Linked DNA regions of Mus musculus: regions 1, 3 and 4 are each linked to region 2. The links are chromatin loops, found by intact Hi-C in ENCODE. Cell type or tissue: gastrocnemius. All regions are shown on one strand.

Region 1 (8,000 bases), 140 kb after region 2:
TTTTCTTTACACCTGAATGGTCCTGTAATTTACAAAGCCCTCAGAGCACCTTGTGCTTCTGTTGAACCTCCAACATCTAGCTCAACAAAGAGAACAAAACTGGGATATGTTTGAATTACCCCCAATGCTTCTCCCTGAGAGCCATGGAATGCTGTTTTCAGAAAATCTCAAACTCTCATAAGAGAAACTAAATCCACATTCCCCTTCAGTCTCACATTTCTATGTCTTAGGCCAAATTTTAAGTAAGCTGCCTTCAAGACTCCAGATTGCTATTCAGTACAGGTTGGCTATTCTTTATCAGCAATGCTTGAAACTGAAGGTTTGTGTACACACAATGAGATATCTTGGGGGTAGGATCCAAGTTTGAAGAGATCTCTTTACATCTCATATGCACAGTAGTCCCACAGTTTGAGAGTCAATTTAAAAGAATGATAATTCTGAACAAGAAAGTTTCATAATATGGAATTTTCCACTTGTGATATTTTGGCCCTCAAAGTTTTCAGGTTAGGAGTACTGCAGATATCCTGGTCAGGGATCGTCAACCTGATCATGTTACTGTGGAAGTCTTGCTTCAGGGATCCTACAATTTCCAACGTGTAATTGAATCCCAAATATTTAAACGACTTAAGCTACCTATGTACAAAGATAATAGAAATTTATTTTCAAATGCCAATACAATTGAGTAAAATATGAAAATAAGTTGGATTCAATTGAACATATCTCAGCTGGAGGTTAATGGACACTAATTTCTATGCCCTAAACATGTAAACACCCTAAAAAAGTCTTGTGTACCATTAGAATGACAAAGTCATTTCCAGTTAACTCTGAACCCCAAAGACATGAGCTAAAATAGAATATGGGGGGCTTCTTGTCCAGAACCTGTAAGTTTTGTACCAAATCCATTAGACACTAGCCCCATATCATTTAACCCATCAGCAAACTATGGGATGTTTTGTGTGAACCCAAGCTAAACCTGGTTTCCTCATCGTAAGAGGGCCATAAAAACAAAAACAGTGAATCCACACAGAATCTGAATTGTTGGGAAAGCCTAAAATTGTCACTATGTTGTCCTCTTCAGCAGCACAGATCTGAGACTTTCTTATCCTTCCCTGGTACCTAAAACACTCACCTTTCCCCACCACACCCCAGGGTTAAGAAAAAATGACAAAATGAAACAAAAGCAAAGTGAGAAAGAATTCACTCCCTAAACCACAGTAGGCACTCGGGTATTGTCTATATTCGAGGTGTGTGTAGAAATTTTTATATCACAAGGGTTTCTGTTAGAAGAAAACTGACTTTCACTCTAAGATGGGCCTCAGAGAACTGGAGGCTGAGGAGGCAGAGTGATGAGATTTCTAAAAGCCTGGAGACTCCTGGCCCAGCCCACACCCACGTCCCAGCACCTGAGCAGTTGAGGGGGCAACAGGACCCTGAGTTCAGGGCTAGTCTGGGATATAAAGCAATAAGCTGTCTCAAAACAAAGTAAAATCAAACCTCTGGCCCAATATTCTGCTTCCACTGCATTATATCCACTTCCATCTCCATGTGTTTGGAGATTTGGATAACTGGCTTGGGATCAATATGAGGATGAAAACTTAAGACGGTTCCTTCCTCCCATACAGTTTAAACAGGCTCTTACTATAGCAGCTATGAATCATTAAGCAGTAGCATTAATGCTCATCACAAATATTAGCACTTCTAAAACAGGCGACAAAGAAGGTTTACCCTTGCTGCTACAGAGTTACGAGTGGCAGAGTTACAGACTGAGGAGACTATCCGCTGTCTGATTCCAGCTGTTCAATAAATCCCAAACCAAACCCACAAGCTCCACTGACTATTCCCGGGAAGGGCACTAGAAGATACTGTCCACCGGCCACCCATTCTACGACCAAGTTCTTTTCACATCTATCTACATGCCAAGTATCAGCCAGAAGTTCAAATTTCTTAGTCTCCCCTAAGAACACAGCTTCCTTAAATTTAAAACAAAACAAAACAACCCCCCCCCTAAAAAAAAAACCCAAACCACCTGCTTCTTGGATACCTTAAGCGTAACAAATCTCACTTCATCGAGTCTGCTCGGCTCGCTCAAAAATCCATATGGCATTTTGCCTGCCTATAGTCGTAACTTTCCTATTGTGCGGGAGTCGAAGAGCTATGTGACTATAGTAGGCATATCCAGCAGACGCTAGGATGCACACACAACCCGAGAGACCCGGGACCTTGCTCTTCCAGTGCACAGGCTGCCGGAGGGATGCAGGCTCCGCAGACCCCCGCCCCCACCCGGACGGCGAGCCCTCCCCCTCCAGGGGTCCCCGCGCACCCCGCTCCCGCACCTGCGGCCTCTGCCCGTCCCCGGGGGAGCCCACTCCCGCTGCCGCTGCCCGGGGCCCGCGCGGCCGGGGACGCGGCGGTACCTGGAGGACCACGTCGTTGGGCAGCTGCGCGGCCCGGAACAGCTCGAGCACTCGCCCGTTGACCACCACCTTCTTGGTGCTCTCGATGTCGCAGTAGGAGAAGAGATCCGAGTAGTATTTCTGCTCGGCGTCGCTCAGCGTCAAGCCTTCCATCTTCGCCTCGGCCCGGCGGCCGCCCCGCCCCGCATGCACCACCCGGGCGCCGGCCCCGCGACCCGGGGCGGCCGGCGGGGTACTGCGCACGGCACGGCCTCCCCGCGGGGCCGCGAGCTCGTGTGGCCCGGGGCAGCCGGCGGCGGTGGCGCGCGGCTGTGCGCGGCCGCAAGCTCGGCGTGGGGAAAAGGAGGCGGCGGCTCCGGGCTCGGCCGCGTCCCTCGGGCTTCCCGCCTCGGCTTCCCCTTCCGCCCACGCGCCCCCCTCCGAGAAGTTGTGGGGCTTCCGAAGTCTAAAGTTTCGGGGGCTCGGGGCTGCGCGTGGCCGCCGCTCCGCCTCCCTCGGCCGCCATTGACTGCGCCCCGGCCCGGCACTGACAGCGGCGGCCGCGCTCCAGACCCGGATGTGAGGCCGGGAGGAGAGAGCGCGAGAGGGAGAGGGAGAGGGAGAGAGAGAGAGAGAAACACCCACCGGGCTGGCTCGGCCGCTCCCGGGAGAGCGGGCCGCAGCGCCCCCTGCTGGCCGGAGCCCCGCGGCACGGCGGGGCGCGGCGAGTGGCCCTGGGCGCCCTCCGCGAGGACCCCAGGCTGGGGGCACTTGGGGACCGACCGGCGTCCCAGCGACGCGGAGGGTTCAGGTCGCACTGCGGGCTGGGGTGCGGCAGCTTCTGGCGTGCAGCATTTCCTAACGGTTTGCACTTAACGAGGATAAGTGCATCGCTTTGCGCCGTCCACTGAAGCAGGGAAGCTTGCTCAGGTGTGGACGCTTAAACCAAGGCTGAACTCGATCTGGTCCCAAGCCGGGTCTTCTGTAAAACCAAGTTTGAAAAAATAGAAATAAAGAAAAAAAAAGTCACCTTTTTTTTTTTTTTTTTTCACCGAGAACCAAATACTGTCGGTTTATGCCATCCACTCGGGAAACCTGTGTAGGCCTTCAGCCAACTCCAGGCCCTCTTGTTGCTCACCATCCCTTCCTTCCTCTGGGGGGTGGGGGGGGGGGAGTCTTAATCTGCATCTGTCTCTGGAGTTCATAGACCCTTAACGAGCCTTTAATCTTTTAAAAGTATTTCTTTCCTGAAACTCTATGAAGTCAGGCTGGACTTGAACTCTTGATCCCCTGCCTTTTCTTTCCTAGTGAAGGGATACCATCACCAGTCAGCCCGCGACCTTGTCAGCATTAAATATGAAGTATTTCAGAAACGGGAGCCAAGGAAGATTACACAGAGGGCTTTTCAAGTTTGGTTTTTATTCTCTGTTACATAGAGCCCATTAAGGGGACATCATTATAAGAATGAGCAGACATAGAGGGCTGGGGATATAGCTCATTTGTTAGAGCACTGTGTGCACAACGCCCTGGGTTCTATTCCCAGCACTGCATAGATCAAGTGTGGTGGTGCTTACCTGTAATCCCAGCCATTTGGGAGGTAGAGGACAGGAGGATCAGAAGTTCAAGGTCATGTTCAGCCTCACAGAACACAGAAGGCCAACCTAGACCCTATCTCAAACAGCCCAGAAAACAGAAAGAAGAACTCTGGCACCAAATGCCTCCTTTGGAGGCTAAATCTAAATGAACGTCTGTGAAGCTCTTTATGTAAGTCTTTATAGATGCCACTTTGTGGCGATATTTTCATGTTACTCTACTTCATATAGTGCTTAGTACGTCTTACAATTCATACTCACAATTGCAGTTTGGGTATGTGTGTGTGTGTGTGTGTGTGTGTGTGTGTGCATTTTTAAAAGATAGGTTCAATGAGGTAGGGACTGATTCCTGCTGTCACTGGTCTCTTTTCCCCTGCCACCTCCCCATGGCCTAGCAGCTCTATCCTGCCCTAAGCCTTTGTTCCTTCTGAAACCTCACACAGACATTTGCACGTTCCTTCTCCTGTTCCGAGGGCTCCGTCTTGGAGAACAGTCCCGCTAACACCTGATCTCCAGCTGTTGTGCTGTGTTTGCTCTTCTTAACCTGAATTCTTTTTCCTTATTGCATGTCTAGCTGATATCCAAATATGAATTTCTGTACATATTCATTTTTCTAAAATTTTATGCTGATTACACCATTGATGACAACAGCCCCGTGAAACGAGCTTGACAAGGGTTTCCTTTTTTGAAAACTTGGGATACTGAGACAAAAATGGTGTTAGCAACTTGTAAGTTTCATGACACTAAATATCTAGATGCAGGGTTCTAAACCTACTCAACTCTAAAACCAGTACCCTTTCTTAAGTCTCCTGAGCCACTAGCTCTCTATTCAGTAGAAGTGTTTCATTTCTTCGTCACCACCCTTCCAAGGCCTGTCACATACAGGTGTACCTCAATCACAAGTGATCAAATGAAGTTTAGTATTGATGGGCTAAGAAAGCATCCCGGGCTCTAACTTCCTAGCTTCAGTAAACTACAGCTCTGTGCCTCTCTTAAAATCTGAAGTCATTGCAAGATCGCATCATGTACAAGCGTTAAGCTCTGAAATGTCCCTCTCAGTTCATAATCTGTCCTTTCCCCCTCCCCTGCCGTTCCATAAATAAACCTGTCCCTTACAGTCCTGAGAGTCTGAAGTTCCAGCACAGTGAGTGGGTTCACAGTTATACTGTGAAGGGCTGGAGAGATGGCTCAGAAGTGAGGAGCATTTGCTGCCCTTGCAGAGGACCCAAACTCCCTTCCCAGCACATATACAGCCTCGCACGGGATCCTTAAAGCCAGCTCCTGGGATCGGATGCTCCCTTCTGGTTTCAGTGCACATGGATGGTGCACATACATTCATGCAGCAGTCAGAAACATTCACATGCATGAACTAAAAAGTCAAAATTATACTTTGAAAGCCAGGTGTGGTGTGTATACATATAATCCCAGGGAAAGGAAGGATTGTGAGTTCAAACCCAGCCTGATCTCCGTAGTGAGAGCCTGTCAGAAACAAATAAACAGACACTTATACTTTGATCATGCTGTCCCAGTGAGCTGCCGGATTTTCTTTTTGAGGATCACAGAGTCTAGGGGCCTTGTGGTCAGACTTAGCCTCCCACCACCATTTCCTTCTTCCATTGTCCTTTCTGTTATCTCTTGCCCATAACTCATGCTAAATTAGCCTCGGCAGGAGCTTTATAGAGTGTTAGGTTCTCCGTCTGTAGCTCTATTGCTCTGTAAAGCTTTCCTAGAGTACAGCAGGCCCTGAAACAGGGTACTTCTCACTGACAACAGGCCCAGATGAGGGCAAAGAATAACTCACACCAGACCAGGAGTGGTGGTACATTCCCAACAGTGGGGAGGGGGCTGAGGCGTGAAGATTGAGAAAGTTTGAGGCCAGCCTGAGCTGCATAGAAAGATCCTGTCTGAAAAAGATTTTTTTTAAGTTAAAAAAGACACTAATGAGGCTGAAGAGATGGCTCCACAGTTAAAAGTCACACACTCTACTCTTGTAAAGGACCTGAGTTTGTGTCCCAGCACCCATGTTGGGCAGTTCACGACCACCTGTAACTCCAGTTCCAGAGGAAACAATACCTTGTTGTTGGTCAGACACAACAATTCCTCATCCACACAGACATACACACACACATGATGTATGTAAATTAAAAATAAATCTTAAAATAAAAACAGCAATAGTACAAATTTCAAAGAAAAGCAACACAGTGCACTCCCCCTGTTTGCTTAGAAGCACCTGAGTAGCCTCAGTTGCTAACAACTACTGCTGTTGAGCCACGGACCCATTTCGAGGAGGTAGGTATCCTGGACAACACTGATCTGTAAGGCACACTGTGATGGGGAGAGAAGGATGAGGGCACCATCAAAATGGAGAAGCCCCTGCTCTCCCTGCCCCCACCATGCATCCCCCAGTGTGCTGGGTGCTTAACTTCTAAGCCTCACAAGGAGGTGAGGCTTTTGTCTGTATCCTTCACTTCACTGACATTTCAAGATATGAAAGGAAAGAAATGCAACTTCTACAACTCACCATGTGACCCCTGTGAAGTCCAGTCTAATTTCTTTCCTGTGCATTTCTAGGCATATCAATTTTTAGTGACATCATCGGAAAGCCATTTTAAACAGATGGTCTATATTATGTCAAAACAGATTTTCAAATGCTGGTTTTGGAGCAAGATCAAACAATTGGTTATTGCTAGAAAATGTTTAGAATCTTTTTTAACTGGGAATCTCTAATCGTTTTTTCCCTAGTATTTCTTTTCAATGAAATATCTGTGCGGGGTCGTGTATGTTTACAAAGAATTTCCCAATGGTTTTAGGAAACAGCGATATTACGTTTCATTCCCACTAGAAACATATATGAAACGACAGTATTTTTCTTAAATCCTCATGAGTAATTATAAAGCCATCTAATGGGCGAATAGTGGTGTCTCACTGCCATTCAAACCTTTTCTAAGGACGATAGGCAGATTTTCATGCATTTCCTGGCCTACAGATTATCTGTTTTGTCTTTGGTGAAAACCAACATTAAAAAAACTTTCCTTTTTATATACTTAACTGTTTTACCTATCTGGTGTGTGTGTCTGTGTGTGTGTGTGTGTGTGTGTGTGTGTGTGTGTGTGTGTACACGCCCACACGTTCGCTTGCTCCAGTAGGGGCCAGAGGAGGGAATCAGATCCCTTGAGTTGTAGTTAGAGGCAGTTACAAGCTGTCAGATGTGGGTGCTGGGAACTGAACTCTGGACCTCTGCGAAAGTAGTATAAACTCTTTTGCTGGTTTTGTTTGCTTGTTTGTTTGTTTGTTCCTTTTTGAGACAGGGTCTCTCTGTGTAGTCCTGGATTGAAGTCACTATATAATCCAGGCAAGTCTTGAACTCTAAGATCTGCCTGCCTCTGGCTCGAGTGTGCTGGGATTAAAAGCCTGTGCCACAACCCCTGGCAAGAGTAGTACACACTCTTATCTGCCAAGCCACCTTTCCAGCCCATTGAACTGTTTGTTTGTTTGTTTTATTGTTTAGTCTTGAAAGTTCTCCTTTTTTTTTTTTTTTTTTTTTTTTTTGAGACAGGGTTTCTCTATGTAGCTCTGGCTGTCCTGGAACTCACTTTGTAGTCCAGGCTGGCCTCGAACACAGCAGAAAACAGCATTAGATCTCATTCATTACAGGTGGTTGTGAGCCACCATGTGGTTGCTGGGAATTGAACTCAGGACCTCTGGAAGAGCAGTCAGTGCTCTTAACCGCTGAGCCATCTCTCCTGGTCAAGTTCTTCATTCTTGATGTAAGTTTATTGTCAAGCATGTAATCCACAAGTTACAGTCCACGAATTGTTTTCTCCATTCCATCCCCACCCACAGGGTGTGGTGTTTATGTGTTGAAACCAGCTCTCCTTTCTGATCCGCCTGCCTCTGCCTCCAAGAGTTAGGGTTCCAGATGTAGACTACGAAGCCTGGCACCTCATGGCTTGTCTTTGTATTCAATAAACACAGTTATTTAATTACATTTACAGCCCTGTGACCAGAGCCCCAC
Region 2 (8,000 bases):
CTTCAGGACGTCGTGATTGTCTGTGGTGGAGGCAGGGGCACTTCATGTATGTTTCTGTGTTTTGTTAATCCACACTTCCATTGTGCGCCCATTGTGCGATTTCATGCAGCACCCGCGCTTTGGAAAATGATTCAAGAAGAATTCCTTGAACAGTAGACCGATCTCACCAGCTTTTAATGGAAGCAGCTCGTGTGGGTCCAGCTGCTTCCATAATGGGAGGAGAGTGGATGTAGCTGGGGGCGGGGTGGGGAAGACTGGTCTACAATCAAGACAATGAATCAGTGTCTTTGCATAAGTGAAGGAGAGCTGAAATCCTGCTTTCAGGGATGCTGACCTCCCTGGAGACACAGCTCACAATGGCAGTGTGCAATAATGACCAATCTTTAGTTTTGTGGATATTATGAAGCCCCAAAGCTAGAAGAAAAGAAAACCAAATCTATACTAACCGGTCCTGCTCCCATGATGCAGTGTATGGGGTCAGTAGACAGGATGAACATTTAGGACTCTGGCCCTAGGCTACACTAACCTAGGTAAAAACAAGAGATGTGGATCCCATCATTACCCTTTGTTTTCCAGGGGATCCCCTTAGCTCCCCAGTAATTACCCAGCTCCTAGGTTTTCCTCCGGCCCACCCAACAAGCCTTGGCTTGCCTGTATTGCTAGATAAAAGCACTTTAAGTTGAAAGGAAAAACCCTACAGCCTATGTGAAAGTACATGTAAACTGTCATGAATAATGTAAATATTAGCTATGAGGTTGTTATTTGACTTGTTGCTTAGCAACTGAGAACATATGGAAGTGGATAGGGAGACCTCATTTTCCTCTCTTCCAGCTCTTTCAGGAAAGAGTTACTCTCATAAGTCACTGGTTTGACCTCTGGACCAACAAGCAACGGCGGGAATTCTTATTCGTGATTCTTTCACAATGCTCAAAATCACAATTAAGGTAAAAATAGCATGCTGATGTTGAAAGATTAGTAAACTCAGTGCTCCAAGGTATGCTAATCATAAAACAGATAGTGACATTCCTCCACCCACCCACTTCCTGGGTTCAAGGAGTATTCATTCAAAGAAAGTCACCCTGACCCACCCTGACCATTGCTGGAACCCACTATGCAAAGGTGCTATTGCTAGGGGCTCTTAGATTGTTAGGGGCTCTTAGAAACTGTCTTGAGAGATAACCTGACACTTGTGACTTTGTACTTCCTTGTGACTCTTAACTGGTATTTTTGGTATCTTCCAACAACGCCCTCCCCACTTCCTTGAGTTGTGGTTTCTTCCTTTAAATACCCCCTTATCCAGCTACTCGGGGCACCACGGTCCTCTACCCCTGCGTGGTGTATGACCGTAGGCCCGAGAGCGCTCTTGAATAAAAATCCTCTTGCAATTTGCAGCAAGACCGTTTCTTGTGGGTGATTTTGGGGTGTCGCCTCTCCTGAGTCAGAACGTGGGGGAGTCCTCACGTTGTGGGTCTTTCAGGTGTAATTATTGATTTTTTAATGGCATCAAAATATGGTAAAATGTTTATATAACCCTTAAGGAGTTTTCTCTTTTCCCTGTAAAAAACGGAGGCAATTGTTATTTTAAGGCTTATGCAGATTCTCCTAGCGCCTGCTTCTGTCTCTGGGCTGAAGCAGAGCCTTGGAGGTTCACAGCCTCATACCATGGGGAGGCTGCTCCATTTCTACAAACACTTGTCAGTGTTTGCTCTATTCTCTTGCTCCATTAAATTCTCTTTGGAGCTATCGGACAGACAATATATGCCAGATGAATGTCTGCTACATAGGTAGACATTTCACAAATGATTATTAAATGCTGGGTTGGGACTGATAAAACATAAGAAAGGACAATACTAGTGGCCTTGAGGGTTATGACAAGACAGGTATCCCCAGGTTGACTATCCCTCCACTGCCCTTTGGCTTAGACAGTGTGACATTGGTAAGTTGAAATCACAGCCAGGGCAGCTAGTGTTCTGATCTGGAACACTAGAGGTTATTAGTTTCCTCTAATTGTGAAGTCGCTATGCTTCAGCTACTCTCAGGTACTTTCCAGTGAGCAGAGCCAACATCAGACTCAGGAGACAGTCAGAGCAGCCAGTAGCTTATTTATTAATTAGCCAGCTGAGTGTTAGATATGGACTCCTGTCAGCGAAACTGGAGGTATTCAAGATGTGTGTGTAACCAGAATATTCTAGAAAGCCCCTCAGTGTGCCTGGACCTGACTGGAGGACCTAGCTGGGTAGTAGCAGCTTCTGTGAGAATGATTTTTGCCGGATTCATCTCCAAAGAGGTCCCCTTGAGTCTGTCTGGGGCAGTCACTGGTGTCTTCGGCCAACAATCCTAACAGAGTGGCATTTCTGAGATGTAGTCCTTTGTCCCCAGACTGACACTCTTTAACTAGTGGACAGAGACCTGGAGCTCTGCCACACCTGCAGAGGGGACTCCAGGAAGTGGCTTATTTCCTATTGTTTGTTTAGGGAGACTCTGGGTATGTTTCACGGACAGTTGGGGTTAGCCACTTTCATTATGGTTTTCATTATGCTTTTCATCATTGCTTTCAAACTGCCCTTTTCCTAATTACCCCTTTCCCTTCTCCTCTGTGTGGGTGTGTCCCCCATGCCCCCTATTCTGGCACTTCAAATCTTTGCGAGGCTAGGCGCTTCCTCTCCCATTGAGGCCAGACAAGGCAGCCCAGTGAGAAGAACACACCCCACGTACAGGCAACAGTTTTAGGGACAGCACCCGCTCCAGTTGTTCGGGACCCACATGAAGAACAAGCTGCACATCTGCGACATACAAGTGTGGGGAGGCTTAGGTCCAGCCCATGAATGTCCTCTGGTTGGTGGTTCAGACTCTGAGAGCCCCAAGGGTCGAGGTTAGTTGACACTGTTGGTCTTCCTGTGGAGTTCCCATCCTCTTCAGGGCCAAAATTGTGAAGATTCTTTTTAAAGAAGATATACTTTCTTATTCTTATATGTGTGTGTCTATGGAGGGGGTGCCTGTGAGGCCTGAAGAGGATGTCCGATCCCCCGGGGATGGAGCACAGGTGCTTGTAAGCTGCTGTACAGTGTGGATGCTGAGAACTGAACTCAGGCTCCTGGAAGAGCTGTAGGTGCTCTTAACCACCGAGCATCTCCGCAGCCCCGTAGAGGCTGCTCAGTAGCTGTCTGACGATCAGGGGGAGGCACATTTCACTGTAGTCATTTTCTGTGATTCCTTTTGCCCTACCTTCCAGCATTCTAGAAAATAGATACAAACAAACAAACAAGACAGACAGACAGACAGACAGACCAAACTTCATTCACATCCATTATCACATTGTAGTCTCAGGGACCATGAACCAAGCAGTTTCAGTTTTGACCACCAGAGGTCACTAGAGATCTTGTGGTACTTTGAGGCTGCTTAACCTGACATTCTGTCCCTAGAAACTGTACCCTTTGGCGCTTGAATGCTTCTTTCTGTGGAATGAGAATGTGGAGCCAACCTGTTGTGTAGTTTTTGTTTTGGTTTGTTCTTTGCTTCCTTTAACAGCAGCTGCGTTCTCACAGAGAGATCAGTGAGCGAGTGAGTCATAGTTCACGCAGCTGCTAACGCGCTCGGGGCTGCCGATTTCACAGGAAGCTGGGTGGGAGTTTTTGGTTTCTAGATTTGTCCTTCTGGGGTCGTCTTTAACTTGTAGTGATTGTTTTTGTTATTGAACACGATCTGCCTAGTCACATGTTTCCCAGTCTCAGGCTTGCATACGTGGGTGGTTTTTACCTGGCCCTCAACTTTCTAGAGGCTCACACTGGGTTAACAGTCTAATCCCATTCGGGCTGTGTTCAATTTTAGTTAGATCTAGAAGCTCGACTCGTTTTTGTTTGTTTGCTTGTTTGTTTTAACAAGTTAATACAACCAGCTTCCCTTAAATGATCCTTACCGAAATATAATTTTTGTGTACAATAACATTTGGCAGTTGAAGGACTCAAGTGAATATTGGCAGAATTTTGTGGTCCTCATATAATCTAAGTTTAACACATTCCACCATTCCCAGTCAATCCCTAGTCAATGATAGTCACTCCTTATCACCTGTCCTTCCAGATGTGTCCAAACACAAGTCTACTTCCATCTCTCTAAATGTACCCCCTCTGGACTCTATATAAATAGAGCCAGGTAATAGGTGATTTTTTTTTGTAGCTTTTTTTTCATGTATTAAAATGTCAAGGTTTATCCATTTTATAGCACACTTTTAACTACTTTCTTCTTGTCAAAAAACATTCCATATTGTGGACTTATAATATTTCATACTGTCACCAGTTGGTAAACATTTGATTTGTTTCCCCCTCAGGCTGTTGAAGATAATGCTACTCTGAACACCTGTATCCGGATTTTTCTAAAGAGGAACTTTTATTTTCCTAGTTTTGTTTTTCTTTAAAATTCCATTTTAGACCAGTTTCTAGGCTCTGTGTATTCATCAGATTTATGTATTTAGTGTATGTAGTGGATGGTGGTTAGGCACGAGCCAGGGCGTGAGTGTGGAGATTGGACAACACCTCGTGGGAATTGGTATCTTACTGCATCACGTGGGTCCAGGTGGTTGAATTCAGGTAGTGAGGCTTGCCAGCAAGTGCCTTTACCTGGGGCCTTTTCTTGACCCTTTTATTTTTCTTAAGCATTCATACAAAAGAGCTTAGAATACTTGCCTCCAGTGTACGAGGGCCTGGGTTCAGTCCCCAGAGTGGGAGAAATGAAAGCTATGAAGTGAAGTATATATTGGGGATTGAAATGAGTGGCTGTAACAGTAACAGAACCATCAAATTTTGGTTATTTATTCAGTGTTTCTTTTTAATCTTCTTATTCCTGTAGTCTTTCTCCTCCCAAATGTAAACATAATAAATATGAAAAATATACATCACTTAACTGCTTGAAGTCTGGGGCGAACTCTACTGTATTTGTAGAACAGTACTTTTTCTCATGACAGAGGCTATGGTTCTGGTCTGTCTGTTTGTTTGTTTTACAGTCTCTCTCTTTCTTTGTTGAAATCCTCATTTTCATATGTTATCTTCTGGTCCCAATTTCCCCTCCTCCAGCTTCTTCCCATCTTCTCCCCTCCCCCACCCCAGCTCCACTCCCATTCTTTCTCTTGTTTGTTTTTTTTTTTTTAAAGATTTATTTATTATATGTAAGTACACTGTAGCTGTCTTCAGACACACCAGAAGAGGGTGTCAGATCTCATTACAGATGGTTGTGAGTCACCATGTGGTTGCTGGGAATTGAACTAAGGACCTCTGGAAGAGCAGTCAGTGCTCTTAACCGCTGAGCCATCTCTCCAGCCCTAGAGTGATTATTTATTTATTTATTTATTTATTTATTGTTTTTCGAGACAGGGTTTCTCTGTCTAGCCCTGGCTGTCCTGGAACTCACTTTGTAGACCAGGCTGGCCTCGAATTCAGAAATCTGCCTGCCTCTGCCTCCTGAGTGCTGGGATAAAAGGTGTGCGCCACCATGCCCGGCTCCTAGAATGATTTTTAAAGGAATTTTATAATCACTAAGATTTTATTTATTTATTTAGCTTCTTAAACCATCCCTCTGGCCAGTCTTCCTCCTTTTAACAGGAAGTGTCTTTATCCCTCCCTTATGAAGTTTCTCCAGGACATGACACTCATGTTTCAGCAGGCCTCAAGGTTCCTGCTGGTGTCTACTTTTCTGCCCCGCCCCCTCCTCCCCCCCCCCCCCCACCTGCTTGACTAAATTGACCTTTGAAGGCCGCTGGGCTGTTTGTCTCTGTCACACTTGGAGACACCTTCGAGGGCTGTGAATTGCTCTCCTTGCTGCACTGGTGAGACCGGTTTTAAATTGCTTCTGCACAGCTGCGTCTGCTGCTGCGTTGCCTTCTTACAAAGGCCTTTCATTCCAGAATTGGAGAAGTTTAAACTTGTAGCCTTCTTGGGTGGGTGTGGCAACATTCATGCAACTGCGTTTTCGGGCGGTGGGGGAGGGGAGGGACAGAAGAAAGAAGGAAGGTCACGAGTAACCCAAGAGATCTTACGTCTGGTCACCCGTCTTCACCAGAGCAGAATGGACGTGGGGGTGGGCAGGGGCAGGACAACGCACGCATCCCTGTATACTAAGAACACCCATGTCCTCTCTAATCCACTCACTTACTCTTTCCGTGTGGCCCCTGCAAGCCGTTGGGTGAGGAAATCTCACTTGGTGTAGTCTGTCAAGAAACCTGGCTGTGAAGTTTTTCAGAGACAACATACTTCCAGCTTCAATTAGAGCCCAGCGCAGCAGCATCTCCTTGAGTTTGGAAACTCATTTTAAAGGAGAGCATTTGCACGTGGCAATGGGACGTTGTTTTAAGAACAAGCATCGCCCAGGGATGGTATAACACCAAAGCAGAACGAGAACAGACTCTTCAGGACCTTGCTAGCGCCATCACTGCTGTGGGCTTTGTCACCAGGGAAGGATGCGACTTGAACTGAAGACATGGGCAAGGTAAAAATTCTAGCCAAGGACAGAGCAGAGTGGCTGGAAATCACCATGAGGCGAGGGGATTCTGTCTAAACGAAGCTAGCAGGCTCCTGCTGGAGACAGGCAGAAGATCAGACACCTTCCCTCCCCTCTTCCTCCAAACACCGAAGGATCAGGAACCCGATCAGATTTCCAGGGTGATCAAGTATCAAGCGTTGGGATTTGTTCTGAAATGACTTAGCAATGTTCTTTGCTAAGACTAGATTCTACCAAGGAGCCCACCCAGATGGACAAAGGAGAAGGCTCGGGAGCTGAGAAGGTAGAACTTTGTCAGAAAAGGAGCAGGCAGTGTTCAGAGACAAGGCGTACCTCTGTACTGCCAACTATTGTATCTGGACAGGCAGAGAGTCTGGAAGTTTGGGTCATTTTGTCTCTTCCTTCCCACTAAGGACCATGTTCTGAGCATCCGCCAACGCTCTACACCATTAGAGCAATCATAAAATATCCTCATTCACGGCTGAGACGTTTTGTAGGGATTGATGAAGCTATTAAAAAACCTGCAAGTTTATTTATCTATATTTATTTTATATATATATGGGTATGTTTACCTGCATATATGTTTGTGTACTACAAATGTGTATTGCCTTCAGAGGTCCCAAGAGGGTATTGAATCTTCTGGGACTGGAGTTACAGGCATTTGTGAGTCACCACGTAGGTGCTGGGAACAGAGCCTGTCCCTTTGTAAAAGCACTCAGAGCCCTTAACCACTGAGCCATCTCTCTAGGCTCCTCCCAAACAAGAAATGGTTAAGTTTAAAAGCAAAGGGGAAACCAGACTCCTGAAGCTGTCGTGTAGGGGGAGAGGTGGAGACCAGTGGACGTGTTAAGCAAGTCTTGCATGGAAGTTCTCAGTCCCTACATTCTCAGTGGCTCAGTTCTATTGTGTTTAAAGTCTCCCTGAATCACGTAGAACCACCACACACGTGATGTTATCACCTACGGTACCTTGTTTGTCTAAACTGCTCTTATGTCGAGAGCTAGCCGCAGTACATCTCCAGTGTACAGGAGAGTGTGATTGATGTGGAAGGCAGGAAACTGTTGTGGGAAATATTTAAAAGAATGGCAAGTTCCCGAGCTACACCCAGCTACTCTCCGCCCTGTGGTCTCGAGCCGCCTCTAGCTAGGCAGTCTTCCCTTCTTCAGTTTGCCAGCCTCCTAGCCTCCTGTACCTTCTCAGCCATAAACCCCTGTGGCTGATGGTCCCAAATTCCAGTAACCCAGTAAATCAAAACTCTAGAATCTTATAATGAATCAGTCAGATTTATATATCAATACATTCTCAATTCACAAGATGCCCACACAGTAATTTCAGAGACAATTAATGATACAAGCGGTCCACCTAGATTAGACAAATTACCCCAGTTATTCTATCCTCCTCTTATAGTCACAGCTACCTGTGGCTACTTAAAGCCACACAGAATCTGGATCGTCTTCCTCCTGCTCCATCTTCCTTCCTTCCTCTACCTGTCTCCTCCTTCTCTGTCTCTGCAA
Region 3 (8,000 bases), 90 kb after region 2:
GGCTTTCCTCTTTCTTTTCCCATCTCCCTCTTCCTGACAGCTACAAGGAAGGGTCAAACGACCCTTTCACAGGGGTTGTCTAAGGCACAGTTATTTACAATTCATATCAATAGCAAAATTATAGTTATGAAGTAGCAATGACAATAAAGTTATGATTGGGGGGTCAGAACAATGAAGAACTGCATTAAAGGGCAACAACATTAGAAAAGCCGAGTGCCACTGAGTTATAGTTTGCTCGCTCGGCCATTTCCCTTTTAAATGCTAATAAAAGGGTCCTTGAGCTTAAAAAAATTCATTATACAAATAACATACCTTCTTTTGACCATAACTTCCCCAAGCACCTTGGGCTAAGCTAGCCAATCCCTTCTTTGCCTATAGTTTACCCAGTTATCAACTTTGATAATTATCATGACTAGCATTATGATCATCAACCAACAATATTAAACTGGTTCCTTTAAGGTTGAAATCTTACTTCTGGCATCTTTTACTTCTATAGATTATCAAAGAGGTGATACCACCAAACCAGGTGAGTTGCCTGGCTCTAACAGGTGATCAAATTATTTTAATATGCTGAGCCCCTCAGTTCTACAGCATCAAGAACAGGCATGAATCAGTCTAAAGACTCATGCATGATGCTAGTCATCAGTCTAGCATTTCCTTGGTGTGCTGGTGACATTCACCCTAGCAGAAGCTTATTCTACTAGAAGTTACTAATTATTGGATAATTGTTCAAGAAGAGACAAGTTTGTGGAAATGAGCTCGCCAGAGCTTCAGTTTCACTAGAGATGACAGGCCAGTCGGCACCATCCCAACAAGCCTCTGAGTTGCTGCACTGTGCCACTAGATCAGTGTGGAGCCTGCCTGGTCACAGACAGTTACTCAGCAGATAACAATGAACATTTTTGTTTTTAAAACCACTCCATTAAAGATTCCCAACAATAAAAATGTTAAATTCACACCAGAACAGTAGTGTACTCTTCTTTGCTTTCACCCCTCCATGATGCCCAGATTCACTTAATTGCAGCCCTGGTTTATTCAAGTCTCACAAAGACTGTTTAATCTAAGACTGTAGTTACAGCTGTGGTCTATCGACAGGCAATACTTGGGTATTAAATGAGGTGTAAGACGACAATATAAGGGCACACAATTAATTGAAAGTAGAGTCTCCTAATTGAAACTCTAAATAGCATCACCTACATTTGACCAAATTTAGAAGTCTAAATTCAAGTTTAAAATCTTAATGAACAAACATCTCTTATTTTCTCAAAATTTCATGCCATACTCTAGATAATGATGGAAAGTACTGAGCTGTATAACAAGTTTGGGCAGAGTCTCTCTCTGTAGCCTAGGATCACTGGTCTCAAGCACTAAAGGGCTAGAATTACAGGCATGTGTCACCAGGCCCTGCTGAGCTATATCATTTTTAGCACCAGTGTTGGCACTTATAAATCTGGACTTTATTTCTAAGATACAATAAGAACATCAAGTATTTTTTCTACATTTCCTACCAGTCATGCATGCATAGGGGTTAAGTTTAGCTTGAGCTAAACAAGATTCTGTCTCAAAATAAAACCAAAAGCAACAAATAACTAAACAAAAATCTCCCCAAATAATGTTCTGGCCTTGTCTGGAAGAGTGTTAATACTATCAATGATTATTTTCTGTCTTTTAAGGGTTAGAAAAAAAAAATCAAGCTTTTCATAATTCATAAAATTCATAAAACATTTTCATGAGTTAAACTATGTTAATAACAAGGGAGTTAAAAAAAAAAAACAACCAAAAACCAAAACCAAAGCTTAAAGCTAAAGGAGACTTAAAGGTAAACTTGATTACAGAACGTGTCATGTCCCAAGAGACCAGAAATGTGGCTAACAAGTAGCAAAAACTTCAATATTTTATTTCTCTTAAATGTTCAGAGATTAAAATCAAAGACAAGAGCCTTGAATCTAGTAAGAAAAGATGCAGATGCAGGGGTAATCCAGTATTAACTGGTCTTGGGAACAATACAGGTCTACATTTTAAAACTACCCATACATTATGTTTGAACAGCTATAAAGCCATCCCGTAAAGCACAGCAAGGCCTCGTTAATTTGCCGCCAGGGCAGTATTTAATGCCACTTTCCCCAAAGAATAACAAGCGTTGGCTGGCTGAGATCAGAAACATCTACAGAGAATGTGTCTGCACTGAGGATGGAGCTCGGCGTTTGGCTTGTGTGGCTCTCAACTCAAACCCTAACACTGGGCCACCAGTGTGGGGCAGAGGCATGAATGCCATGTGTCACTTTCTCTACTCTGATCATTTAAAAACCTTTTAAACTCTTCTTCCTTCCTGCTTCCTTTTGTGTTTTGTTTGTTTACACACAGTATGCGTATTAGCATGTGTCCTAAAGAGAGAAAGACCAAGTAAAGGATGAACCCTGAGAGCAACTTCTATCTATAGTTTAAATGTCTTCCAGCATTTGAGGGACAGGTGGGGTGTGACTCTATAGGAACAGAATTAACTTTTTAAATCAGGATACGAACTTTGTAGCATTTTTTTTCAAGTGACACAGGAAATCACAGAGACAAGACATGCTTTACAGAACTACTGTGTAACTATAAATCAGCTTGTTTTTGTTGTGCTAAACTTAACACACTATGAAACGAAAGTTATGCTATTGGAAATATTTGAAAATGACACTGCATAAATATTTACATACAGAGTACATGTTACATGATGTGTAAGCATACAAATAAAATATGTAATTGAAACAAGCAGTATATGTTTCATAAAACATACACTTAGCAGATGTAACATGGCTAACCAGATCGACTATCACAAAAATATTCGTTACAGACATAAACATAAAGTTTTCTCTCATCAAAAAAACCTACAAAATATGAAGAATGGCAAAAATGTTCTTCCACTATGAAGCACAAAAACCCACAAAACCCAAAAAACCCCAAAGGCCTGCCAACTTTCCCTCTAAGCACTACACTGAATCATGCATATCAGTAAAAACCATAATGATGGATATTGGGTTAATAAAATTAATTTCAAACAAGCAAGCTAAGTGATTGACTTACAGGATCAGCTGGTGCAATGTTAGAATCAAATTGGGTCAGAGTTTGTGAGCTTGAAGAGCGTTCACTAAATGTCTCCCACTGCTGGACAGACAGAGGAGAGACACGTCAGCACGGGAGATGCAGTAGATGCACTGGAGAAGACTTAGCAAGTCATTCAGAGGCTGCACTGCAAGATGCATTTCGCAGGATCGACAAAATTCTGTAGTTTGTAATTCCCATAATCACTTCATACTTATCTGTGCTGGGCCATCTTATAAACAGAAGGCAAACACCTTCATAAGCAAATGTACAGTAAAAATTTAATGTAATCTCTATGGATGAGATTAAAACTTGTACAGAATTAACACTCAAGACACCGTAAAGGAGACAGAGCATAGGTGACGGAAATGGCAACCAGGTAGAAACGCACAGGGTCGTCCGGACCAGAACAGTGCTTAACTCAGGTCCTGCTCAAACCCCAGTTACAACACTGATCCACAGAAGCCGAGGAGCTCAGGTTCTAATCAGCATGGAGCATTCAGTGCGACTTGCCAGTGCGACCCCTGAAAGATGAGTCCATTATGAACGTGCACATATCTTATACATATGCATATTTAATAAAATATAACAGATAAGATGCAAGACATTCTGGAATTAATAACGTTTTAGCTTATTTATCAATTTGTAGCAAGTCAACCTCTGCGATCAGCACTACAAACAGGGCCATGCCAGATCACAAGACAGAGCTGCCAATCAGGCCCCTCCCCATGCTAGGAAGTGAGAATGCAGCCACGAGAGCACATCGAGCAGCTGCCTGAGTATGTGTTATACACAGGAGATGCACGGGAAGAGCTACTTTCTAAGAGAGGTACACAAAGAAATATCATACCTCTTAAAACAGGTGGAATGATAAGTCAACATTAATTGTAGGAAATTCCATTTGAGATCTTAGTAACAGTACAGATTTTTTTCATCAAAGTTGTATTATAACTATTACTAAATCTGCTTCTTAAAAATGATAAGTTGCCCTCTGAGGGAAACATCTACTTACACATATACAATATATACACATGAATGCTTACACACAGACACAACTACCTCATTAACCAAAGTCCTTCTTATAAATTCAGTTTGTAAGAGTATATATATTTTTATGCTTCAAAGTTCAACTTTCTATTTAAAACAGTGATATTCAATTTGAGTAGATATGTAGAAATTAAGCTTTAACAAATGAGATTATTGCTGAAAATTATCCACAAAAAATGGCTAATAAAAGCATTCAATAACTTATCCTACAGGTCACAAAGAGAAAAGTGTTAGTTCAAAGTTGTGACAAAAGCTTACAACAGTTCACTTTTATTATGGGCTTCCACATCAGAAACCAATTTAACGAATTTGGTAATAGAATTAATTTCTTCCTCAATAACTACTGTTACACGGATTTAGAAGGAACTGAATTCTCTACCTCATGGAAAACAGCTTCCACGCAGAACTCAGCACCCTGGAAGGCAGTGGGTCTCATCGCCAGGACAAGCACAGCGTTAAGAGCTATGGGCTCCGGCACCTGACTACTGGCATACTGGCTGGGCTGCATGGACTTGGCTGAGTTACACATCCTCTCTGTGCTCCTGTTTCACCATCTTTAACATGAAATTAGTAATACCGACCTCACAGGACTGCTGTGAGGGACTAAGTAAATCAGGTGAAAAGTCTTTTGAAGAGACTGGCATATCAAAAGTGCTTTAAAAAGTTAGGGATTTTAGTGTTTTCTCTCATAGCACCTCATCTATATCCATCAGTACTAAATAAACACTGAAATAATACTGGGTTTGTGGGAGATAAAATATAACCTAAATTTATATTCCAAGTAGATATTTTAATAGCTACTACCAAAGCATCTTAAAATCATTGTTTTACTAGCTTTTAAGCATAGCATAAATTCCATATCAAAATATGCATAGCAAAATTATGTCATTTATGATTTTATTACTAGGCATTGTAAAAAAAAAAAAAAAAACCCTGATAGAACTTTTTGAGAGGGATAATGCATGCACCTAAAATCAGAACTGAAAAGTATATTTACTCCATCTCTCCAGATCACGCCTGGATATGGACTCCTTATACTTTGGGAAGAATTGCTTTTATGTATAATCCGTAAAGGGCTGAAGCATTCTGTTAACTTAATATTGCTTTTTAAAAACCTAAGTGCAGCTTTAGAAACACCTCTCTTACTCTGCATAAGCTATCTCTACTAGCAATTCTTACAGGTCTTACTCCGTCCCTCCTCACAGGCATGTGTGCTAACGTGTTTGCATCTGGTGAGGTGGTAGTGCAATGGCAGAGCTGCCTTGGCTGTTCTTAAGTCTTCAGAAGGCAAAGTCACACGGAACTGCCAGTTCTCCTTCCCCGGCAGCCCTAAGCTAGTAAGACTTTAACGAAATACTGTCCTGCTTTAAAAGACAGAAGAGCAAAACGCTCGCTTTCCTACAAGTCAACAAATCTCCTTTTGTAGATATAAAACTCAGGTAACAAAGAGAACTTCTTCAGAAAGCTCTCCAGAGCACAGAACGGGGTGGGCGCTTAGGCCCTTCCTCTTAATTCTACCAGTGTCCTCTTTACTGTTTCCTAAGGCCTGAGCCCAGGAGCTGGGAAGCAGTGTGCTTTTACCTACTCTGTTTTGCACACTACTGGTCGTATTAATATAGTAAAATTACTTCATTTTGTACTATTATTATTTTCTTTTGCTGTTTTGAGACAGGGACTCTACACATCTCTGGCTGTCCTGGAACTCATTATATAGACCAAGCAAGCTGGCTTCAAACTCGCAAAGATCCTTTGCCTCCCAAGTGCTGGGATCAAATGTGTGTGCTTACCATGTCTAGCCTCCATTTTGTATTAAATAAAACTAATTATAAGTAGTTTGTGTTGCATGAAAATACTTTTTTTCATGCAGAAAGCTACACTAGTGACCTGTCTCTTGTATCACTTCATGGCAAGATTGCAAAAATATATCTTCATATACCATATATATATATATATATATATTACATAGACTCAGTAGACAGCAGCTGATGAAACAGCAAAAGATTTGCATCAATCTTGCTCTTGAATCACCCCGGACATGGGATCTGGTGAAGTTACTCCCCTTTGACTTTCAATTTATGTGTTTGCCCTACCCAATTCCCAAGGCTTTAGTGATGGTGGGGAAGATGGTGGAAACCATATGATAGTGTACACAGTACAGAAACTTCAGAAGCCACATGATTAGTAGGATTTCTGTCACTGTTTCCCTGAGGTCCTCGACTGTACGACCCATGCTGTGTGTGTGTACACTGTGTGTGTGTATACTGGAGAAATCCCGTGATATGTGATGTGCTGGACGAATCCTATGGTGTGTGTGCGTATTGGAGGTATCCTGCGGTGAAGCGATCCTGTTTGAAACTTCTTCCCGTAAACAAGCTAATTTCAAGCAGAGAAAGGGAAGTTTTGCTAACCTCACTGCTCTGATTCAGCTCTGGCCATGTCTGGTTCAGGGACGGCATCGACGGTGACTTGCTTGGAGGTGCTTCTGCAGGAGAGCCTGAGTAACCTACCTCACCTGGCTGCTCCCCCACATCTGCAAGGTAGACACAGAAAGTTCCCATCAGCAACATATGTTAGTTTGGCTGATTTACTTATGAGTAACTAACAGATAAATTTGCATAAGTGGTAATTTATACTCTCAATTTCCTTCTCAAAGTAGATACTTTAACAGATAATACTTATTATTTATAGTCTAATTAATATGATGGATCCCAAACTGTTCACGAAAAGAAAGGCAGGTTGGAAGTAAACAAAAGAACAACATGAGATAGATAGATGTAGCTCTCTGATAACAGGGATGGATTCCTCTCAAAGTACATCCACGGAGCACTCTTCAGCAAGGAGGCTGAAAGATTACACTTTCGGCTCCAGTGAGTTTGGGGATCCTCTAATGCCAAGTAGAGTATTGCCCTATGTGCTGCAGTCAAAGCTTGTGATGTCCCACAGTAAATAAACTTTAAGTCAGGTTTCCCCAATACAAAATGCTTTCTAGCAAACAAAATTCTTCAGTTTTCCCTTGGAATTGTTTTGAAAATTGCCAAATCAGTAACATTTTCTCTAAAACCTTCCAGTTACCATACAGCTACACCTCAAACGGAGCAGCTGTCCACGAGCAAGAGGCAACAAGTCCAGATGGCCACATATAGTCCAAGTCCAAATGTAAGTCTTGGATTTTTTTTTTACGGTTTTTGTTTTGTTTTTGGTTTTGCTTGGGGCTCAAACCCAGGGCCTGTGTATGTTAAATACATGCTCTTCCTACCACTGAGTTATATATAGTTGGGCCCCAAAACCTATGCTTTCTTATTTCACTATGTACACTAGTGCTTCCAGACTAGAGTGAGATAGCTATGAACCTATGCTATGGTTTAAAAATGGAGGTTTAGTATGTTTAGATATCATGTTCTACTTTCAATTTCATTTAAACCTTAAAGTATCTTGAAAATTATTAAAACAGAAGGAGTTTCAATGACAACTAAATCCCGATTTTCCAAGTTTTACAGAGCTCTGAATACATCCCCTACCAACAGGAATTACATAATGAAATATGAATCTACCATCTGTTCATTTGACCATGGGAGAATTAAAAAAACTAGTCTTTAGCTTTTTTTTCATCAAAATGAAAGACATTTACTAACAAATGTTGGCATTCTACTTTGGATTTATAAATAAACAGCTCTACAGTAATACCTAGCAGGGTACAGTTACCAACTTTCCACTCTAGTCAGAAGCCTTCTCGTCTGTGCCCAATACAGTAACTAATACGTAGATGAAAACAAGTATTTATTGAAGTTGCTTACTCTTTGAGTTGAATTCATTTCCATTTTCTTAGAATCACAGTTAACCACTGCTGGTTGTAACAGTGTTCACAGTTT
Region 4 (8,000 bases), 330 kb after region 2:
TAACTTTACACAGAAGCTTGCAAGAAGAGTGGAGCGTGAATGAGTAGGAAACATGAAGGCTCACAGGCAGAAATGAGAGCTCCCAAAAAATAGTTAATACACAACTCTGAAATTCTTGACTACCTAGCCCATATTTGTACGCTGTGATAAAACACCACGACCAAGACAACTCAAAGAAGAAAGGGACTTTATGTGATTATAGAGGGTCAAGAGACCAGCATGGTGAGTAAGCATGGCAGCAGGCAGCAGGTCACAAACAGGAAGTCAAGAGAGCAAACTAGAAAAGGGAAATAGTTATGAACTCTTTAAGTCTATCCTCAGTAACATAGTTTGTCCTGCAAAACCGCACCTCCTAGCCCTCCTCAAACAGTGCCTCCCACTGGATTTAACATGGCTTACAAGATTAAGATTCTAGATGTCCCCAGCGATTGAGTTATAATTGTTTCTGAACTAAGTTTGTGTGGTGTTTTCCTTCACTTAGCGGCTTGGCTGGGCTCCAGAGAGAAAGGTATGGTGGCAAAGTGTGGGTTTGCCTGATGTGTACCCCAAAAGGACTTGGGAGTTTTGAAGTATGGGGCTGGTGTGGTAGCGACCTGCCAATGGGCACTTAGTGAGCAAGTTGGAGAGATTTCAGAGTTCTGAGTCAGAGAGTCTCCATGAGATGAGAACAGGTCAGCCATTGCCTGTGGCTTGCCTGCAATAGCATGGATTTAAAAAAAAAAAAAAATTTCCTGCAACAGGTGGCAAACCAATGAGTTGGGCAAGAATCCACGAGAAATGTAAGATTATTAGCCTGAGAAGTAGAGTTTTATTTTCTAAGTGAGAGAAAGGTGGTGCTGGGACTAGTCACATGGACTCAAGCATGGGAACTTCAAAACAAAGAAAGAGGGCTCTGAGGTGCCCTGCTATAGAAAGAGACAAGATGGCTGCCCTTGTCAGAGAGCTAGAGAATGGAAGCTGCCTACATCTTGGGGCAGATATTGATTTAACTGTAAATTTATAAAATTGGGATTATTTGCTTTTAGGATAGATTTATATACAGATTTTGTCCAAATCACATGGGGAATTTCGCCTGCAGTTTGGAACTAGGATAGAGAAAATTAGTCACTGACTCCAAGTAGAGAGGGCAGTGATAATTATCTGCTATGCACAGGTAGTAGTAATGTCTGTGGCTCCAGGTAGAGAGCTCAATAGATAGATGGCGTAACAGGATGGCTGCTCTAGGCAGAGAGCTTAACAAGTAAAAACTACCTGCTTCCTATAGGCAGATATTAGTGAAAGTTTGAATTAATTGCTTTAAAGATGGTATAAAGATATATTGCTCTAATAAGTCTTACAGGATACTCAAATTCTGTCTAGTGTGGGCTCCACAGAAATTTTGGGTTTAAATCCTGGTTTGACTACCTGCCTGCTTATAAGCAGGTATAGATAGAAGTATGAATCAATTGTTTTAAAGATGGTGTAATAAGGTCTGCAGGATAACTAACTCATATTCTCTAATGTGGGCTCCATGGAAATTTTGGGCTATTATCCTGCATGGCAAAATAGAAAAGGCTTAAGAATAGGCACATACAATATTTTAATTTACTTCATTTGTTTTGAATTGTTTTAATTTTCAAAATGGGTGTGATGTTGAGTTTTGTGGTTACAATACTCATCTTTGAGAGAGGTCAAAATAAAGGGGTTTTTTTTGTTGTTGTTGTTTTGTTTTGTTTTTTGGTTACTGGCTCAAGGATATGCAGATTTGGGAGAAAGGTTTTGTCTTTGCATATTTAGAAAAGGTGATTAGTGTCTATACACCTTCCAGAGTAAAAAGGTCAAATAGGATGAAGGGAGACCTCCTGAAGAACTAGACTCCAGAGAATCAAACCAAAAAAAGTTATCTTGATGATATTAAAGTTTTGTTTTGAATAGACGGCCTTGGTGAGTCTCATAGTCAGACATGCTGAACTGAGTTACTTGAACTCCTGATGTCTTGGACTTTCAACTTGATCAAGTCAGGACACAGACATCAGAGACTAATTCAATCCTTGGTGTGGCCTTCTTAAAGCCAACCAACCCCCCCATTTTCCCTACCCTTTCCTCCACCCCTTCAAAAATATCTCAATGCCCATATTCCACTTGAAAAGAGTCGTCGTCCCAGTTCCCTGAGCTTTGGGGCTGGAGGTGGTTATTCTAAGGTTGTCTTTCTAAGGAATTTAGAAATGGTCATAATTGGAACAGGGAAGAAACAGCCAGAATTGATTATATAGCCATAATCTCATTTGGTAGAAATCTTTATAATTGTTACTAAGTTGAAGTCATAATTTTTTGTTTTTGTATAGAATTTATTTTGATGCAAAATCAAGGTTTTCATTAGTATAAATTTCTTATATTGATACACAAATTTTAGAAGTACAAAGCTTGGACCCAATCCTTCTGTTACTGTTATTATAGACTGATCTGAGATGTTTAAGCCTGTGAGTTAAGGGCCAAATAGCAAATGCATGGCTCTAAGTGTATTATTAGGGTGTTCTCAGATATTTTAATTAGAAATAGATGAGGGTAGTTAACAGACAATAGTCCAGATTATTTTACATAGATAGTTGGTTTTCAAAAACATTAGAAATCCACAGAATGTGACATTTAATGTTATTTATTCATTTGTTGAGACAAATCTGCTCCTAAAAGCTTCCCATTCATAGATTCAAAGAAGCAGCTAAGCATTTATACCTCCCGGTGAGGTGATACATTGTGGCTAGGTGGCCACTGGGCAGAAATTGCCTACCTGTCCTGCAGACCTGTACTGTCCTTGAGAGGATGAAAGGTATAGGTTAGGACAGCTTAGTTCTGCTTGGACAGAATAAGGTAGTCCTTAATAATTCCTGTTTTTCAAGATCTGTCAGCTGATCCTGGGCCAGAAGGCTGAAGCCTGATGTTCCAACTTCCTGACTTTCTGGGGCTGTATAGGTAGGCAGCTGCCTCTACAATTTGTCTCAGTTCTGAAAGCTGTGTTAGGTTTCCTATATTTTCAGATAATGTTGGTCATTTTCGGATTTCTGATGGGGTTGAAAGACTAGTTATAGTCTCATGGTCATTGCAGACTATTTAGCATTGAGTGAATATATTTGAGAGATAGTTTTCAGATAATATACAAGCTAACCAGGAATAACATATGGATTTATAAACCTTTTTAAAAGTTAGATAACAGAGTGTTCTATTAATTATGGACTGGGTGTTAGGTCTATCTTGTATTTTATAAATTACAAAGTGGTAATAGTTGTGCACAATTTATATTTGAAAGAAAAGGTTTGCTTATTTGGACAGAAAGGGTAAAATGTAGCAGAATTTTCCCCCAATTAATTTAAATGTTAATACAATAAGAAGCCTGTGATTGGACAGGGAAAAGGGAGGCAGAGCTAAGATTTTCAGAGACAGAGACAGGGATAGGAAGAGAGAGAGAGAGAAAAGGAAGGAAGAGGAAGGAAGAGGAAGGAAGAGGAAGATGATCCAGATTCTGAGTGACTTTAAATAGCCACAGGTAGCTATGAATATCATAAAAGGACAGAATAATTGGAATAACCTGTCTAATCTAGGTGGGCAGCTTGTATCATCAATTGGCTCTGAAATTATTGTGTGGGCATCTGGTGAATTGAGAATTTAATGATATAGAACTCTAATTAATTATAAAAAAGACAAAATATAGCAAAATGTTGAGGAACTCATTACAGCTTTTTAATCTAAACTTGGTATCAGGAACAATACAATCCAAGAAAATGTAGAAAGTCCAGACTTTCCCCATCCATCCTTTGAGTCATATGTTTGGACCTAGGATAGCTGCAAACTTACTTAAAACATTGTGCTGTTCTCTCTCTCTCTCTCTCTCTCTCTCTCTCTCTCTCTCTCTCTCTCTCTCCTCTATTGTGCAGTTCTCCATCATTAACTCTATATGACATGGTCATATTACAATGTCAAAAATCAGGACATGTCTGCATGCAGCTGAGCTCTGTGAGTGCAGTCTGTTGTCTAGGGAACAGATGTCTGCCTTCCAACTTTCCTTAGCCTTTCTGCTGTAGGCATTTACACTTGTACTTTTGTGCCTCGCACAGTGCCTAGCACAGGGTAAGAACTTAGGAGTCCATTCACTGTTGGATGCTGCATTTGCTGAATTGACCTGGGATACAGCTTAGGTCCTAACTACAACCGGTTTTCATTTGCAGAACAGAATACACTTCCTGCGACCCTCTTCAGTGTGGCAGCAGCAAACAATTACTAACTCTGGCAGAAGAGAAGACCTACTTAGTTGCTGTACAAAGGTGGTTTTCAGTTCTGTTGCCATGTACAGCAGTCCTGCCAGATTAAGTGACAATCTGTCTGGGACTGGCTGCAAAGACAGTTCTGCCTCTAGTGGTTCAGTAGGTGGCACTGCTGCTCTCTGTGTGCTAAAGGTGGCTGCCTTGCAGAGGCTGTGTCTGGGCAGGCAGGAAGGCAAGCCAGCAACTCAGAGGAGTGTTTTTAGGCAAGTGGCAGCACAAACCCACTATGAATGTGAGGGAAAAGCCACTGTCATCTGCCCCTGCTTGCAGTTTGGGGGGATGGGCCTTAGAATCTGACAGTGAGGTTGGAGATGTCAAAACACGAAGGGACCTGAGGGGACTAACATAAGCAGGCTACAAATCAGATGTCTGTTCCCTGCGGGCACAGGAGGAGGAGAAGCTGGGAAGCTGAGCAAGCACATAGGCCCCTCCCTTGGGGGGAAAAATGCCAGTTTATTTAACGTCTCATCTTTCAGACTGTCTTGAATTGGTTCAGATTTTTACCTTGTTGGTCACTTTGATCCGTAGTGTTTTATTTTCTTGCTGATAGAAGAGCATTAGGCCTTCTATGCAGTATCTCTGTTCGACATGTAGTCACTTAAACCCTTTATTTCCCGACAGCCACATCTCAACTGATGTTACGCACTGAATGCTTGATGCCCTGCTAAGTTTCTATATGGAAATTCTTACCTCCAACATGATGATGCAGAAGGGTGTGGCGTTTGGGAAGGAATGAGATCATGAAGACATCGGCCTCACAAAGGGAGTTAAGATCCTCATTGAAGGAGACCTCTGTGAGCTCCCTAGTTTCTTTCTCTGTGTTGCTACAATATGAAGATGGCTGCGGGTGAGGACATGAGCCCTCTACAGACAGGAAATCTTTCAGAACATGACTAGTGGACTTCCTGGACTCCAGAATTAGAAGTAATATCTTCTGTTTGTTTATCACCCACACAATCACTGGTATCTTTGTCACAGTAGCCCCAAAGGACAAAGACAATCGACAGCATGCTTTCTTTTTTCTACCTGACTCAAACTTCTATCAAACTCATATGCAAAGTAATAGAAAAGTTTGAGTCAATGGGATGCATGTTTTGCTAATAATTTAGTTAATGGAAGAATTATCTGCCTTATTAACAAGTATGCTCCTTTAAATGTAAGAGAGCACAAAGCAACTGCTGGGATGCTCTACTTGTCAATCATTGTGGCTGAGCTTAACAAATGCTTGTCATGTATGCTGTCATCATGTCTCTTGCTAGAATAGGCACTATTAACTTGGTACATTTTTCACCTAAACCACCTGTGGTCTCAGAGTCATTGTCTGGTCTCACAAATGACATTATTTCCACTGTACTAGGTCATGACAAAAATCTTAGCAAAATTAACCAAATAATATTCCACAATTGATTCTTAGAGAAATAAGAACTCAGGCCAATTTAGTGGGGAACCATTTAACTTGAGCTCAAGGGAAATGTGATCAATTATCAGAATTTTAGGATGAAGAGATTGATATTCAAACAGCAAGCTTGCCAATGCTCACATGTAATCTTAGCACTTGGGAGGACAAAACTGAGAGGCTAACTATAAATTTGAGGGCAGCCTGGTCTCCATAATAGCAAGGTCCCAAACAGCTTATACTATACACAAAGAAAAAATGAAAAAGAAAGAAGAAGAGAAAGAATGAAAACAAAGAGCAATAAAATGAGGGAAAGGGGGTGGGGAGAGGCAATGAAAGGAGCCAAGAGGAGAGGAGAGGAGAGGAGAGGAGAGGAGAGGAGAGGAGAGGAGAGGAGAGGAGAGGAGAGGAGAGGAGAGGAGAGGAGAGGAGAGGAGAGGAATTCTGCAGTTTCTTCTATAGTGACTACGTGGCTGGAACTGGTTAATGAAAGAAGAGAAAGTGACTTTTGGACTAGTTTTCTTCTTCAAGGCACTGGACTGAGAGGCTGGGAAACTCGTCAAAGCTTTCTAGTTTCATGCAGCGTCAAGAGCAAAAGTTGGAGTTTAGAGACAGCCAGTGGTTTAGGATCCGGACTGCAACATTCCTGGCTCTTAGTTTGGACTCCAAAATCACTTCACCACAGGAGATAGATAGCTCTGAAAAGGCTGGAGCCCAGCTTCAGACCATTCAATTTATGACTAGGCAGGTTAAGTTTCTCACCTTACCTGACTGTTGGTTCACATTCCACAAGTTTTATTATGTTTTTAATTAAAAATGCCCAGAAATCAAATGTGCTTTCTTCTGGTATACTTATAGGCAAAACTATTGAAATTAATATAAAATTTCTCAAGCAATCAGATGTTGCAATAATTAGGCATGGCTTTAAAATAATTGTGCCTAGAACACTCAATTAGAAATTTAAACAAGAAAATGAGACCATAAGTCAAGTGGAATATCTACAAGTAGAAACTCTGGTAAATGGAATTAAGAGCTCAATGGATTATATAACAATAGTTTAGATAATAAAGACTGAGGGGCCCTAAATTAATAGGATGATGAATCAGAAGATAGTAGAAATGTATGAAATGCAGTTGTAATGCCCAGTAGGCTTATTGGAGCAGGAAGTTGAAAAGACAATGCAGTTCATTAGACATTATTAAGTCAAAGATGAATGTTGAAATCCCTATGGTAACCACAAAAAATATGTAATGAAATACTATGACTAAAAGTAGTTAACGGAAAAGAAATGAGATAATAAAAATAATATGTTAGTGGCTTAAAAGAACATAAAGAAAGTTGAAACACAAAATAGATGGGACAGCCATAAAATAAATAAGTTAATGTTTAATTATACATATTAATTATATCTAAAAAAGGGACAAATCTCAACTCTATGTGGTATAGAAGTCTGTGTTGTAAAGTAAAATAATTCAGAAAAATTGAAAGCAGTAGAGTGGACAATATTAAAGCATGCAAATATTAACCATGAGAAACTCACATTTGCATTTTATCAGATGAAGTAGACATTCAGGCAACAAGTTACTAGTTTTATGAAAGTATATTTTATAATAAAATGATCATTTCAAACCAAAGTTACCACAAACATAAATTCATATACCCCTGGTAATATGTAAGACAATATTTAATAGAACAAAATGGATAATTAGAAAACCTGAAATAATAGTAGAAATTTTGACTCACAGCACAAGTGGCCAAATAGATTAATAAGCCTGAAGATTTGAATAGCATAGTTTAGACCAATGGTTCTCAACTTGTGGGTTCTTAACCCTAAGGGGGTTGAAGGACCCATTCCCAGGGCTTGTATATCAGATATACTGCATATCAGATATTTACATTATGATTTATAACAGTAGCAAATTGAAGTTATGAGGTAGCAATAAAAATAATTTTATGGTTGAAGGGTCCCACACCATGAGGAAGTGTATTAAAGGATCACAGCATTAGAAAGGCTGAGAACCACTGACTAAGAGATGCCTGTGCATACAACACTGTACATGGCACAGTTGCCAAAACTGACCATGAGCTGGACTATGAAACTCCAACATATTCCACATGATTTAGATGCATATGTTGTATCGTTGATAAGTGTAGCAGCATTAATCTATTAGTTAAAAGCTAATATATGAACATTGTAGATACTTATGTATTAGTTCTTAAAATGTTAAAAGATACATGAAAATAATTTGAAGTTATATGATAACATTTTGATTAAAAGTTCTGGGTTATACTTAAAACCATTCTTTAAG

What was found. Peaks named below come from ENCODE experiments on the same cell type or tissue, not always from the same donor. Only the 100,000 strongest peaks of a DNase experiment are listed, where the experiment ranks them.
Region 1: it touches region 2 in a loop (8-fold over the local background); 30 of 42 quality-filtered maps call a loop at or near these places.
Region 3: a loop joins it to region 2, with 2.6 times the contacts of the local background. A loop is called at or near these places in 9 of 42 quality-filtered maps.
Region 4: it touches region 2 in a loop (2.1-fold over the local background); 15 of 42 quality-filtered maps call a loop at or near these places.

Annotation. Positions count from the first base shown.
Region 1 is chr10:18,050,530-18,058,529 of GRCm38, reverse strand. It overlaps Reps1 (RalBP1 associated Eps domain containing protein), which reads right to left and starts at 2,590. Exons shown (of 20, transcript NM_009048.2): 1 at 2,415-2,590. The coding sequence starts at 2,567. In gastrocnemius, no CTCF peak of the experiment used is centred here; DNase peaks (open chromatin) are centred at 1,803, 2,370 and 3,002; H3K4me3 peaks cover 2,314 bases; H3K27ac peaks cover 1,494 bases.
Region 2 is chr10:18,192,866-18,200,865 of GRCm38, reverse strand. It overlaps Ect2l (epithelial cell transforming sequence 2 oncogene-like), which reads left to right. Exons shown (of 22, transcript NM_001370991.1): 3 at 832-944. Among named protein-coding and RNA genes, the nearest start is that of Ect2l, 14 kb to the left of the region's middle. In gastrocnemius, a CTCF peak has its summit at 3,355 (motif pointing right); DNase peaks (open chromatin) are centred at 2,785, 3,054 and 3,366; H3K4me3 peaks cover 523 bases; H3K27ac peaks cover 233 bases.
Region 3 is chr10:18,102,815-18,110,814 of GRCm38, reverse strand. It overlaps Reps1 (RalBP1 associated Eps domain containing protein), which reads right to left. Exons shown (of 20, transcript NM_009048.2): 9 at 6,540-6,661; 10 at 3,067-3,147. Among named protein-coding and RNA genes, the nearest start is that of Reps1, 51 kb to the right of the region's middle. In gastrocnemius, a CTCF peak has its summit at 3,162; no DNase peak of the experiment used is centred here.
Region 4 is chr10:17,866,564-17,874,563 of GRCm38, reverse strand. No RefSeq gene overlaps it. Among named protein-coding and RNA genes, the nearest start is that of Gm20655, 35 kb to the right of the region's middle. In gastrocnemius, a CTCF peak has its summit at 4,386 (motif pointing right); a DNase peak (open chromatin) is centred at 4,423.